Linked DNA regions of Homo sapiens: region 2 is linked to region 1. The links are chromatin loops, found by intact Hi-C in ENCODE. Cell type or tissue: Calu3. All regions are shown on one strand. Each heading gives the region's core, and the rest is flanking DNA. Links, peaks and the distances in the headings are about the cores only.

Region 1 (8,108 bases), core at 1,547-6,546:
AACAAGTGAATGGATTAACAGTCTGTGACCTATGATACAATGGAATAATACTTAGCAATAAAAAAAAATATTCTAGGTAGTGTGATGAAATCCTTTGCCATTCAACTCTATCCTGCCCAGGGCATGAATCCTCCCTTTGTCTAGTGTAGACACATTTTATACTTCCCGCCTGTTAGTCACTTAGTAGTCTTCACAGTTATCAGATGGAAAAATGTAGCTTACTTGGGTTTTATAGTATTAACTATTTCAGGCATCTGCTGGGGGGCTTGGAACATACCCCACGTGGATAAGAGGGACTAATGCAGCTTTTGTCTCCCACAGATAAGGACAGACTACTCTAACTTCAGAAGAATCATTCAGAAGGCACCAGTATTTCAAGTTTTACAAGTCCAGAAAAATTGATATTCTGTGATGTATTTGGCAAATGTTTTCTTTAAGTGACTATTTTAAAGGAAACCACAGCCAGTTTGCACTCATGCAGGACACACTCCAATATCTGTCTACTGTACTCGCACAAGTATATTTAAATTTTTCTGCTTATTTTCACAACATGGTTATGAGGAATTTAGATTTTGTTAAATTGAAAAGTACTGTGATTCACTGACAATTGACTGTACATTGAAAATACAATGTTGATATCGCAATCTGAAGATGAAGCTAAGACTTGTTAATTATATGACCACCATAAAGTAGCTAAATAACTTGACTAAAGTACAGGGTCTAGCATGAAGAGTAAAACAGTAACATTCTCAAGAATAACTTGAGCCAGGCACACTTGGGATAGTGAAAGAAATAAAGAAAGGAAAGGAAGGAAGAAAGGAAGAAAATGGAAAGAAAAGAAAAAAAAGAAAGAAAGGAATGAAGGAAGGAAGGAAAGACAGAAAGAAAGACAGAAAGAAAGAAAAGAAAGGAAAGAAAGGAAAAGAAAGAAAGAAAGAAAGAAAAAGAAAGAAAGAAAATAAGTAGTTGATTCTTCAAACAACTCCAAATCCAAAACAAGAGGCATAAACCTTGATTGAGTTGTTTGATACCAGGAGAAATTGCATATTCAATCAAAGCATATTATTAGCCAGAAGAAAGAAAAAAGAAAGGAAGGAAGGAGAAAGAAAGAAAGAAAGAAGGAAAGAAAGGAAAAAAAGAAAGAAAGAAAGAAGAAAGAGAAAGAAAGAAAAGAACGGAAAGGAAAGGAAAGGGGAAAAAAGTAGTTCACTCTTAACAGCAGAAAGAAAGAAAGAGAAAAAACAAAAGAAAGAGAAAGAAAGGAAAGAAAGGAAGAGAAAAAAGAGAACAAAAAGGAAGAAAGAAAAAAAAAGAGAGAGGAAGAGAAAGAAAGAAAGAAAAAGAAGGAAAGAAAGAGAGAAGGAAGGAAAGAAGGAAGGAAAGAAAGGAAGGAAGGAAGGAAAGAAAGAAAGAAAGAAAGAAAGAGAAAGAAAGAAAGAAAGAAAGAAAGAAAGAAAGAAAGAAAGAAAGAAAGAAAGAAAAAGAAGAGGGAAGGGGAGGGGAGGGGACACACTGTGAAAGAGAAAAAGAAGATGGGAGGGGAGGGGAGGGGACAAAATATACAATATAGCATATACTGTATGAGAAAGGTACTATAAAAATTGTTAGGGAAATGTTGAGTTTGCCATATTTTATTTAAAAATAAAATATAGCTATTATCATGAATAAAATCAACACACAATTTTAAAATATGAAAAAAGGTAGCATGTAAATTTTTACAATAAAAATAGTATAATGGCTCTGTGTTTTTGAAGTATTCCTTTAAATAGAAACAAAAAATATTCATCATAAGAAAAGATTGATGATTATTTAGTAAAACGAGCAACTTATATTCATAATACACAAAAAAGGGAAGAAAAATACTAGCCACAAAAAAGAATGCATTTGGATTACATATAATTAAAAGAGATTTTATATTCAGAATTAGTAAGATGACTCCAACTAATAAATACCAAAACTCCCAAAAAGGTAAGTCAAAAAACCTGCATTTTCAAAGATTAGAACAATCAAATACCAATTAAACTGTGAATATATATTCCAAACCCAATTAGTAATAAAGGAAATGCAAATTTACACTACAATGGTAAAACATTTTATAGCCACTCAATTTGTAAATATTAAAATGTGACATCACCAATCATTAACATGTAAAACACCTAAGAAGGAACTGTTGATATAAATGTATATTGGGATAAATAATATAGGAAACCTTCTAGAGTCGAATATGCACAATATCCCAGAAAATCCATTTGTACTTACATATAATAGAGAAAGTTAGATAACTTTATTGTAAAAGTGACCTATGACTGTTTGAATGTATGAATGACATTATTGGCTATCATTGTACTCACTTTCTATTTTAAACTATAAATGTATAATCATTTTGAGTCAAATGATTGATTCCAAAGTACATATTAATATTGATACACGAGTTAAGAAGAAATTATTTAGGCAGATAATGAGGGTACAGGAGTCCTTGGTAAAGTTTTCCTTTTAATAATAGGAGCCCCCAAATCATTTCTTTTTCTAACAAAGTGGAACCTGTAAAACAGAGATGTAAACATAGACAAGCAAGTTGGAAGCTTGCAAGGTGAATGGCAGCAGTTGTGCCAATAGGAAAAGGCTACCTGGGACTAGGCATGTTCATATGGCAACTCCATCTTCCCTTCTCTTTGCCAGCCACGTGTACAGTAAGGAAAAGGCAACATGGCGCTGGCCAGGCAAAGATCCCATTTGCATAATAAGATTAGGGTGGGGCAGCCAGCTTCCTAGCACATTATGTAAATATCACACCTGGTCCAATCAATCTTTGGGCCCTATGTAAATCAGACACTGCTTCCTCAAGCCTGTTTATAAAATCCAGTGCACCCCAGCCGGGGCCAGAATTCACTTTTGGGTGCCCCTCTCTCTCACAAGAGACAGAGCTGTTCTCCTTTCTCTTTCTTTTGCCTATTAAACCTGCGATCCTACGCCCACTCCTTGTGTGTGTCCATGTCCTTAATCTTCTCAGTGCCAGATGAGAAACCTCGGGTATTTACTCCAGACAATGATGCCATTTCAATATGTCTTAATTTAACCAACAAGTATTGTTTTCAAACTCTTTTACTGTATTCTTGACTAATGCCCAATAATAGGAGCATTTATTTTACTATGAACTTATCAAGAAATGTGTATATTTGTTTATACAGAATTGAAAAAATAAAACTAAATAGGTCCGATGGCGAAGCAAGTTGACATAAATATTTTGCCGCAGTTAATATAGATGAGTCTTAGCATGTCATCTGTGTTACTTAGAAAGACATGAACTTGCTGGGATCTCAGAGTAGTGTACTTAGTGACACGGATGCATCTGCAAGGAGGAGACCAGCCATTCTCCATACATGTAACTGTGGTCTGCTCATTTGGAAGACCACAGCCAGGAAGGAAGGCAACTTCTACAGAGTTACCCTGTACAAACTTTCTTCCGTAATTTTCATTATGTCCATTTTCCAAATAAGGAAAATAACGTTTTCCTAAGGACGATAACAATGATAAATGAATAAAGTAAATGAGACACAAAAATGTGCTCAAAATAGTATATTACAATTATTTTTAAAATATTTAAATAAGATTGCATAAACATCCAAAAACAATGTATAACTGAATATGAACTAAAATTACTAACAAAGGTTTGTACAAAAAGAAATATCAATATTTAATACTACTTAAGTTTTTATAATTAAAATATGTATCAATTATATAGATATTCTCATAAAGTCTCTATATTTATTTCTCGTGATTTTTAAGAACTCATAATAGAAAAGATCTATTTTGGTCATTTTGCTTGAACAACTCTTTTCTTGGCCCTATTTCTGTTATATAAGTCAAGTGTAATCACTTATGTGCTCTCCTCTCTTCAATCTTTGAAAGTTTTATACATATATGGCTGTCCAGAGGTTTACTTACTGAGACATGGTACTGCTGGCGACCACCCATCTTGTGTGCAATAAATGTAATCCTAGTAACTTCCTGAAGGAGTCTCAAAAGATTCATCACAGTAATAGGAGTAAGATTTTCCTACAGCTACTGGAAAGTATGGTCTACACATACTTTCATAATATAGACCTCCATGTTTAATGTCTGGAAAATCACAAGATTTCACTTGCAATAAAAAACAAAAAAAAGTATGAATACTTTTTACTGTAATAAATAATCATATTAGAGATAAATTTTTTTATCACTGAATTATATTCTCTTCTTAGAATAATTACACATTCCATTAGGGTTTCTAGGTCAAAACAAATGATAGAACTCAGATGACTAAGATATGTGACGAGAAGGTCTTTGCTAATGAAGATGAGATTATGTCTTGTGGATCACGTGATGCATAAATTTGTAGGAAGGCTCTCTAGAAGGAAAAATGTACAAACCTATTTAATGTATTCCCCTTGAGTACATATACCCTACCTCTGGCTAATTAAATGAGCTTTTTGGTTGAGAAATATGTCAATTTTATCACTTAGCTCAGGTATTCCTTTTTTTTTTCTTTTCTACTGTCATCAGTAAACAGAGCCCTGTATTTTCTTCTCAGAAAAATTCAATGTAAGGAGGTAGTATTTTGAGGGATTTAAGGTTTTTATTGTTTTGGATTAAATTCATGGGCTGCGCACGGTGGCTCATGCCTATAATCCCAGCTCTTTGGGAGGTTGAGGCAGGCAGATCACTTGAGGTCAGGACTTCGAGACCAGCCTGGCCAACATGATGAAACCCGTTTCTACTAAAAATACAAAAAAAATTAGCTGGGCCTGGTGGTGCGCCCTTGTAATTCCAGCTACTTAGGAGGCAGAGGCAGGAGAATCGCTTGAACCCAGGAGGCAGAGTTTGCAGTGAATTGAGATTGCGCCATTCCACTCCAGTCTGGGTGACAGAGTGAGGCTCCATCTCAAAAAATAAAAATAAAAATAGAAAACAAATAAATTCACTAGGCTCTTTTCTAATTACTGGACAATATAAACATATTGAGGAACACAAAAATTTTTCTTTGATAATACCGCACAGAAAAATAACACAGCTAATTCACGCCTCAAACAAGTCACTGAGCCAAGATTTCCAGTGTTTATTAAACCGCAGAAATAGACTAGGAATATTTCTTAATATCCAAATAGTTAAGATTATGATAAACTTTTTTTGTTGATTCCTAATTTTGTTCATTCCACTTTCCTGTGTGCAAGAGAAACCTGCTTGTGGGCTGAAAGTGACTAGACCACTTTCAGCAGGCACACAGGCACCGTGCTTGCCTTGCAAGGGAGTATAGATCCATCCTAGGAGACAGGTGGCCCCAGTGCTTGGGCACAGATGTAGAGAGGGGGACATCTCCCCTGCACCCAATTCTGTGGACATAGCTGTGGTCACTCGCAAAGGAGACTGGTGCAGACACACCAGAGGACAGACATTCTAGGGGGATTAGCGGTGGCTGCAACCCCAGTGGTGAGGTGCCCAATTGAGCCAGGCTTGCGTGAAAGACAAGGCCCTACCTCCTCTTTACACAGAACAGCAGTGTTCCTGTAGGAGAGAGCAGGAGAGCTGAAATGTGTGTTTTGAGCTGAGGGAGGCGGCTCCACATAGAAGAAATTTGACAGGGAACTGCAAGGCAAACGCATTTCATAGATGTCATCTACGCAGCCTGGAGAAAGAAAGTGGTGACTCTTTAACCTCATTAACTTCTGTCTAACATATTTTTCTTAACAGTGCTTACAAGTGAAGATATCTGAATTGTGTAGTGAAATATATTTTCCAAGGAACTGCTTCTGAGCTCATTAGCAATTAAAACAAAAATAAATTATAAAATCAACTCAAAAGATAACTGCAGTTTTTAAAATAGAGTGTAATAAAAACAAGGTTTGTATGTATAATTTTGAATCATACAACTTAAAACGTGGAGGGCTCAGAAGAGATCAACTCTTCTACCCCCACCCCCGACATATGGCAATATCCGTATAGGTCACACTTTTAGAAAATCACTTGACCTCTGATTCGATGTTGGATAATACTGTTACCTGCTTCACTGACTGTGACAGTCCTCATCAAAAGTTAACTTGCTCCCCTTCATAAATGTTTTCAAATATCTCAAGACAGTCATTATAATGCTATAACTGTATCTTTTTGCATGCTTCTTATGCTATAATTTCTTTAACTCTTCAACTATCTATATATTCTCTTCTATGCCTTGATAGTTGGAAACCAATCATTTTAAAATATGGTAGGCTAAGTACAGTATATTATTACAGGCATGATATTTGGTGGGCAAACCACACAGCTGAAATTAATTTGTCGACACTGAAAAACATCATTTCCTCATGAAGCCTAAAAGAGATAGATGTTCTCCTCAGTACCACCATTGTCTATTAATATTAAGGTTATTAATGAAAATCTTCATTTTCCTCCACTTAATTTACTTTAGAAGCTAAATACAAATGTTGTTTCCACTAGGTAAATCTGCCAACAACAAAAAATTCTTTTTTGACTTGAATGCCGCATGAATGATTTATCTGTTCTTAACAGATAAATAAAAAAGACTTTTTTTTTTTTTTTTTTTTGAGACAGAGTCTTGCTCAGTTGCCCAGGCTGGAGTGCAGTGGCTCGATCTCCGCTCACTGCAAGCTCTGCCTCCTGGATTCACGCAATGCTCCAGCCTTAGCCTCCCGAGTAGCTGGGACTACAGGCACCCGCCACCATGCCCAGCTAATTTTTTTTGTATATTTTTTAGTAGAGACGGGGTTTCACCGTGTTAGCCAGGATCGTCTCAATCTCCTGACCTCGTGATCCGCCCTCCTCAGCCTCCCAAAGTGTCGGGATTACAGGCGTGAGCCACCGCGCCTGGCCCAAAAGACATTTTTGAAGGAAGTTAAAATTTTAATTAAAAACATGTTGCTGATTTCTTTTGCTTTGAAGATTAGTTCTCTTGAGATAAATGGTATAGAGTAATATTCTTTGAATGTATATATGAATTTCAATATAGACATAGGTTTGCTGTAATAGCTATTTTCTCTGAGTCAGCTGTAAAAATATTCCATGCTCTATTTATTCGTAATATAGTAATTATTGACAGAACATTTTTTGGGGGAAATTCATGTCAATCATTCTCATTACCTCTCTCAATAATAACTGAACTTCTGCAATTGTGGTATTCCCTTTCACTCAATTTTTTTCTGTCAAAACAAACAAACAAATAAACACAACAGGCATAAAAAAACCCTGGCAATAACCTTTGATATCATCGTCTCTCAACCAAATTCTTCTGAGATTACAGCAACCGTAACTAGTTTCCTGATCCTGACCTCTCATCTTTATAATCTATTTTCCTGTGTATAAATTAATGACCTTTCATCTGGTCATTTTATTTCTCCACTTAAAATCTTTAATGGAACTCAAGTCAGCTAACAGGACAAGAAGCTCATTTCACTTTCTCTACTTCTACTAACATAGTATGGTCTCTTCAGCAATTCTGGAGGTTTTATCAGCATTAATTTAAACTGAACTTATCTACAACTATACCAAGTTAAGCTCAAGCTGTCAGTTTAGGGTGCACACATCAGCAATGATTGTGTTTTGGAAAAGAGAGACAAGAAATATGACTGTAGCATAAAAAAATCTGAAATGTAGCAAATTATCTCCAGATATAAAACATTTTGTTTAGTTTTGTGGCATTTTGTTTGTATGCGATGGCATGCATTCTTACCATAGTTAGAATTCATGTATCAGATGAGACATATTATTGACATAAAAAATAGGTGCATAGACGAATGTACAAATATATATATATTCTTATATTCTATAGGTATGTATACCTATAGAATGTTGAACAACACCACAATTTAAATAGCATATAATTTATGTTTCTTCTATAATTATGGAACAAGTGATAGAAAATAGTATTTACATTCTATTTGTTATGAGAACTTAAGAATATAACTAAAGAAAAATCTTTAAGTTTGAATCATCATAAATCAGAGAGAACGGGAAGGAAGCTAGTGGCACAACAGCTTTAGTGTGCAGATGAGAAGACTAAGTTCATAGACGTGACATCTTTACTTTGAGGGAAGCGTTTGCTAGTTACAGAACTGGCCCTA
Region 2 (5,079 bases), core at 1-5,000, 110 kb after region 1:
CTTACGTAAGCATTTTGGTGGTTCTGACCATTGTCCATTTCTACATGTTATTCGCTTGTTACCCTCAAGTTGATACAAGTTCTGGCATTGGTACTCAACTGATGAAGCTGGAGCATATACTGACAACGGGAATGAAGTAATGTCCCCATTGTCAATAGGTGGAGGGGGCCCACATTTTCCTGTAGAATCTAAAAAACATCATTTCATCACTTGATTTGTTGTGAGAGCAAATCAAAATACAAGTTCAAATAAGGCAAACGCAAACACAGCACTGTATATAATATCAACAGTTTTGTGATTTCTGGTGAAAGAAATGAGTCCTGGAAGAAATTTTAACCCTTTAAACTGAAAGTAATATATTTAAGTTCTTTTCTCCGTACTGAAAGAACACATAAAACATTAACAAATATTGCTGCTTATGGTAGACCAGGATTAAGAAATGTCTTTCCGAATGAATACATGCTAAACATAGAAAACTATGACAAAGGAAGTTTCTTATTTCATATTCGAAAAATCCCATAGGAATTATAAAATGGAAAAGTATGACAAAAATTTTTTAAAAACACTGAATATACTTAATAATACATGGGGAGCTGACAGACAAATAAATCCATGAACTTGAACATACAGCAATATAAATTACCCACTCTGAAAATAAACTGAAAACAAAAAACTGAACTGAGACATTCAGAAAAATACAACAACAAATAATGCCGATGCAGAAAAAGAAGAGAAAGGATATTGGGCTGGAAAAATGAATAAATAAAATGATGCCTGAAAACTTCCCATTTTGACCATAAGGTATAAACTTATATTTAAGAAGCTGAGTGAACTCCAAAGAGGATAAAAACATTGGAATTTATACCAATATACATTAAAATAAAACTACTTTAAAAAAAGAAAAAAATACCTTGAAAGCAACTAGACAAAAACTATGCTTTTCCTCGAGGGGATCAACAATTCAAATGATGCTGAGTTTTTCATCTATAACCATGTGGCACGGTTTTCAAGTGTTCAAAGAACTGTCAACTCCAAATTTGATATCCAGTGACACGATCTTTTACAAGTAAGGGGATCAATACAGACATTCTCAGAGAAAGGGATACCAAGGGAATTTGTCTCCAGTAGACCTATGCCTAAAGATTAACTAAAGGAATTCTTCAAATTAAAATAAAACAGATAAAAGAAAGAGCTTGAGACTTTAGGATCCTGAAAAAATAGAAAAATAGAATGGATAAACAGAGGAGTCAATATAACAGGATATCTTTTTCCTCATAAGTTTTTTCAATTATGTTCGATATTTGAAGCAAGTGAGTTTAATATGGAGCTCAATGTATGCAGAGAAAATACTAGTGGCATTTATACTTACAACGTGGAGAGTGTAAATGGATCTACATGAAAGTAAGGTTTCCATATTCCAGTTGTAGATTTAAATGTCAGTGCCAGTAGACAGTAATATATTATTACATATATAGTATTAGCTAGAGCAACAACTTTTTAAAAGGAGGAGAAAAGCTATACAAAGAGATAGAATGGAAAACAATACATATGAATCGAAATTAATCTCCTTAATAATTTCCCTACAGGGAATGGAGGAATAGGGAAATAGGACTGAAACCCAGAGGAAACAGGCAGAAACAAATAAACGACAGAGATTTAAGTCCTATATATCAATAATTATTTTAAGTGTAAATGGTCCAAGTGCACCAGTTAACAGGCCATGAAAGGATGAATGGATATGTAAACATGACCCAACTATATGCTGTCTACAAAAACTCACTTCAATAATAAACATAGGTAGAGTCTAAGTAAAATAGTGAAAAAAAAAATACAGAAAAACATTAATTTTAAAACATAAAGGTGAGTAAGATACAATTTCCTTTTTTGGTTTCCCTTATTTCATCTCTTTATATTAGAATGACCCAGGACTATGTGCTCGGACTTCTTTTTATAAATACAGTCAGTCACACACCTTTAAATATAATCCATATACTGAAGATGCCCACATTTATATCACAGTCTATGATCTCTCTTCAACTGCCTATTCCATATCTTAGAATGCACATCACTTATGGCTGTCAAATGCACATAATGTATCTTTTATTACACGTATTCCTGAGAAGGAACTAAGTGTTGTAATGCTTAAAAAGTATTGTTTTTCAGGTTCCAACTCTCAATTTGGTCGAATCTTTCTGGAAAATAATATACCCTATTACTTGTGTTCTGTTCACAGGAAGAATTGAATTTTAAGCACCATCAGTCATTTTATTTGCATTTGAAAAATCTATTAATAAAAATGACTTCATTTTGTTTAAATCAACATATTTTAACCCTGCTATACTCCCCCAAAATGTTAAAAGAAATATAATACTCTACCTTTGCATTGAGGTGGTTCCGTCCAGTTTCCATTTAAACACATCACTTCTTCATCCCCAAACATTTCATAAGGGCTCCTACATTGATAACGTACTCTCTCACCAGATGGATATTTACTCATCTGTCTCGACACTATATAAGCATTTTGTACTGTGGGCGGATTCACACAGGAGGTGTCTGAATAGAAAAAAAAGAAGTGGTTCCACCTAGTGTTCATTTTGAGTAGCAAATCAACTGATAACAGTTACAAATATATTTCAAGACGAATTTAAAATAAGTAGACAATCTCATCAAATATTTTGTTGATTTTAATAAATTTAAATGTAATATTGAGGAAAAGACATGAAACTATTTTTTGTAAGGTACAAGCGTTGATGTTTTAAATTTCTTCTTCATCCTTCGCTAGAACACTGATAGACCTTTATTTTTCCCTTCTGGAAGCCAGTGTAAACGAAAGTTTTCCTGGATATCTCTCTTTGAGTTTGAGTAAACAAATATTACCAGTTCTATTTATTTAACATTAATTTATAAAATGCAAAAAGTCAGCATAAATAGATTATGTGATACCAGATTTTTGTTTGCAATCATCCTGCTTATACATTTTAGCCTCTTAAAAATAAACTCAAATAGGCATTTTCTTAGCGAATAAGCAAAGAATTAAAAACACATTTTGAAAATTACCCAAGTTAAAAGGAGGAAGAATGGTTAATCAAAGGATCCAAATTGGAGATGTGGAAAAATTTTTTTAAAAAGCCTATAATAATAAAAATAACCTCAGATAATTTAATTGCCAATGATTAAGGATATTATGCTGAACAATGCAAAATTCATCAGAGAGTTTCATATCCATGTGTAGTGAATAGACTATAGCAATGCTTCTCACTCGGAAGTGTAAATAGAATTCCCTGGAGGTGTTGGTAAAACAGTTTCAGGGTTTTACTTTGAGACTTTTGATTCTGGATGTCTAGAATGAGCTTACGGAATTTTATTTTCATTTCAAACAATCTCCAAGAAGATGATGATGCTACCGGTTTAGCGACCACACTTTGAGAACTATTGAGCTAAGATTAATCATCAAATACTCAGTTCCATCTTTTTATTTTTAGGCATACGACTACTTTGTCCTGCCGTAAAAACTTAATTTATGTCCATTTTAATGATGTTAGAGACAATTCTATATTTTATTCCCAAAACACTCTATATAAATAAATTGTACTTATATATTTATTTATTTCAGGTTTATTTATTTTTTTGAGACGGAATCTCACTCTGTCACCCTGGGTGGAGTGCAGTGGCACGATCTTGGCCCACTTCAATCTTCATCTCCCTGGTTCAAGCGATTCTCCTGCCTCAGTCTCCCAAGTAGCTGGGACTTCAGATGCATGTCACCATGCCCCACTATTTTTTTGTATTTTTAGTAGAGACGGGTTTTCACCATGTTGGCCAGGCTGGTCTCGAACTCCTGACCTCAAGTGATCCGCCCACCTCGGCCTCCCAAAGTGCTGGGATTACAGGCGCCAGCCACTGGGCTGGGCCCACACATTATATAAATAAATTTTGAAAATTCACCAAAGTACCTCTGCATGTTGGCCTTCCTGTCCATCTGCTATTAATGCATGTTACATTACTGGCTCCATCCATTTTGTAATATGTTGCACAAGTGTAAGTCACTTGCTCACCCGCCTTATACACATCCTTCTTCTCTCCCATGGGTATGGCATTTTCAAAGCTAGGTAAACTGAGACAATCTGTTTCTGAAATAGGAAAAATATGTATTTGTTCCGCAAATCTTTAAAAATAGGTTACATACAATACATGTAATGGATTCTAAAATAGCGATATATAGAATCAATGAATACTGTACAACATTTTTCTTATAACTTGAGAAAATATATTAGCCATTTTGTCTTAATTACATTAAATTCTTCTAAATCTATTAAAAATACAAGATAGAAATGATATTAGAAGACTGAAGAAATATTGGTAGCCGTAGCAATTGAGATTACACATTTTTTTGTTCACATTATTTTTGTCCATACTTGCCACCTGATATGGTTAGGCTTTGTGTCCTCACCCAAATCTCATCTTGAATAATAATCTCCAGGTGTTGAGAGAGAGACCTGGTGGGAAGTGATTGGATCATGGTGGCAGTTTCCCACATGCTGTTCTCACGATGGTGAGTGAGTTCTCACAAGATATGATGATTTAATAACTGTTTAGAAGTTCCTCCTTCACTCACTCCTCTCTCTCCTGCCACCTTGTGAAGAAGGTGCCTGCTTCCCCTTCAGCGGTAATGGTAAGTTTCATGACACCTCCTCAGTCATGAGGAACTGTGATCAATTAAAATTTTTTCTTTTATAAATTACCCAGTCTCAGGAAGGTCTTTACAGCAGTGTGAAAACGGAATAATACACCACCTATATTGTGTGTGCATTTCCAAATTTTTTGCTTCTATCAAATGTGAAATACTTATAATGATTTTTTAAAATATTTCAGAAAATGTACTTATAGGCAGATTGTTGATAAACTGACAGAAGATTGAATAATGTGGAGATTGATGAGTAGAGGCAGCTGTGCCCTAAGAACAGAGATGAGAAGTCTGAGAATATACATCAGAGGATGCTTAAAGTTCACACAAGATGATGTGAAAATGAACTAATTTGGCTTATAATGTCAAATGTTTTAATTACTACAGCTATAATT

What was found. Peaks named below come from ENCODE experiments on the same cell type or tissue, not always from the same donor. Only the 100,000 strongest peaks of a DNase experiment are listed, where the experiment ranks them.
Region 2: a loop joins it to region 1, with 9 times the contacts of the local background. A loop is called at or near these places in 4 of 110 quality-filtered maps.

The regions. Positions count from the first base shown.
Region 1 is chr1:196,853,636-196,861,743 of GRCh38, reverse strand. It overlaps the pseudogene LOC100996886. Among named protein-coding and RNA genes, the nearest start is that of CFHR4, 30 kb to the left of the region's middle. RefSeq lists an enhancer at 2,222-3,421. In Calu3, for the core only: no CTCF peak of the experiment used is centred there; no DNase peak of the experiment used is centred there.
Region 2 is chr1:196,740,926-196,746,004 of GRCh38, reverse strand. CFH (complement factor H) reads right to left here. Exons shown (of 22, transcript NM_000186.4): 19 at 3,954-4,130; 20 at 2,377-2,553; 21 at 6-188. Among named protein-coding and RNA genes, the nearest start is that of CFHR3, 31 kb to the left of the region's middle. In Calu3, for the core only: a CTCF peak has its summit at 2,578 (motif pointing left); no DNase peak of the experiment used is centred there.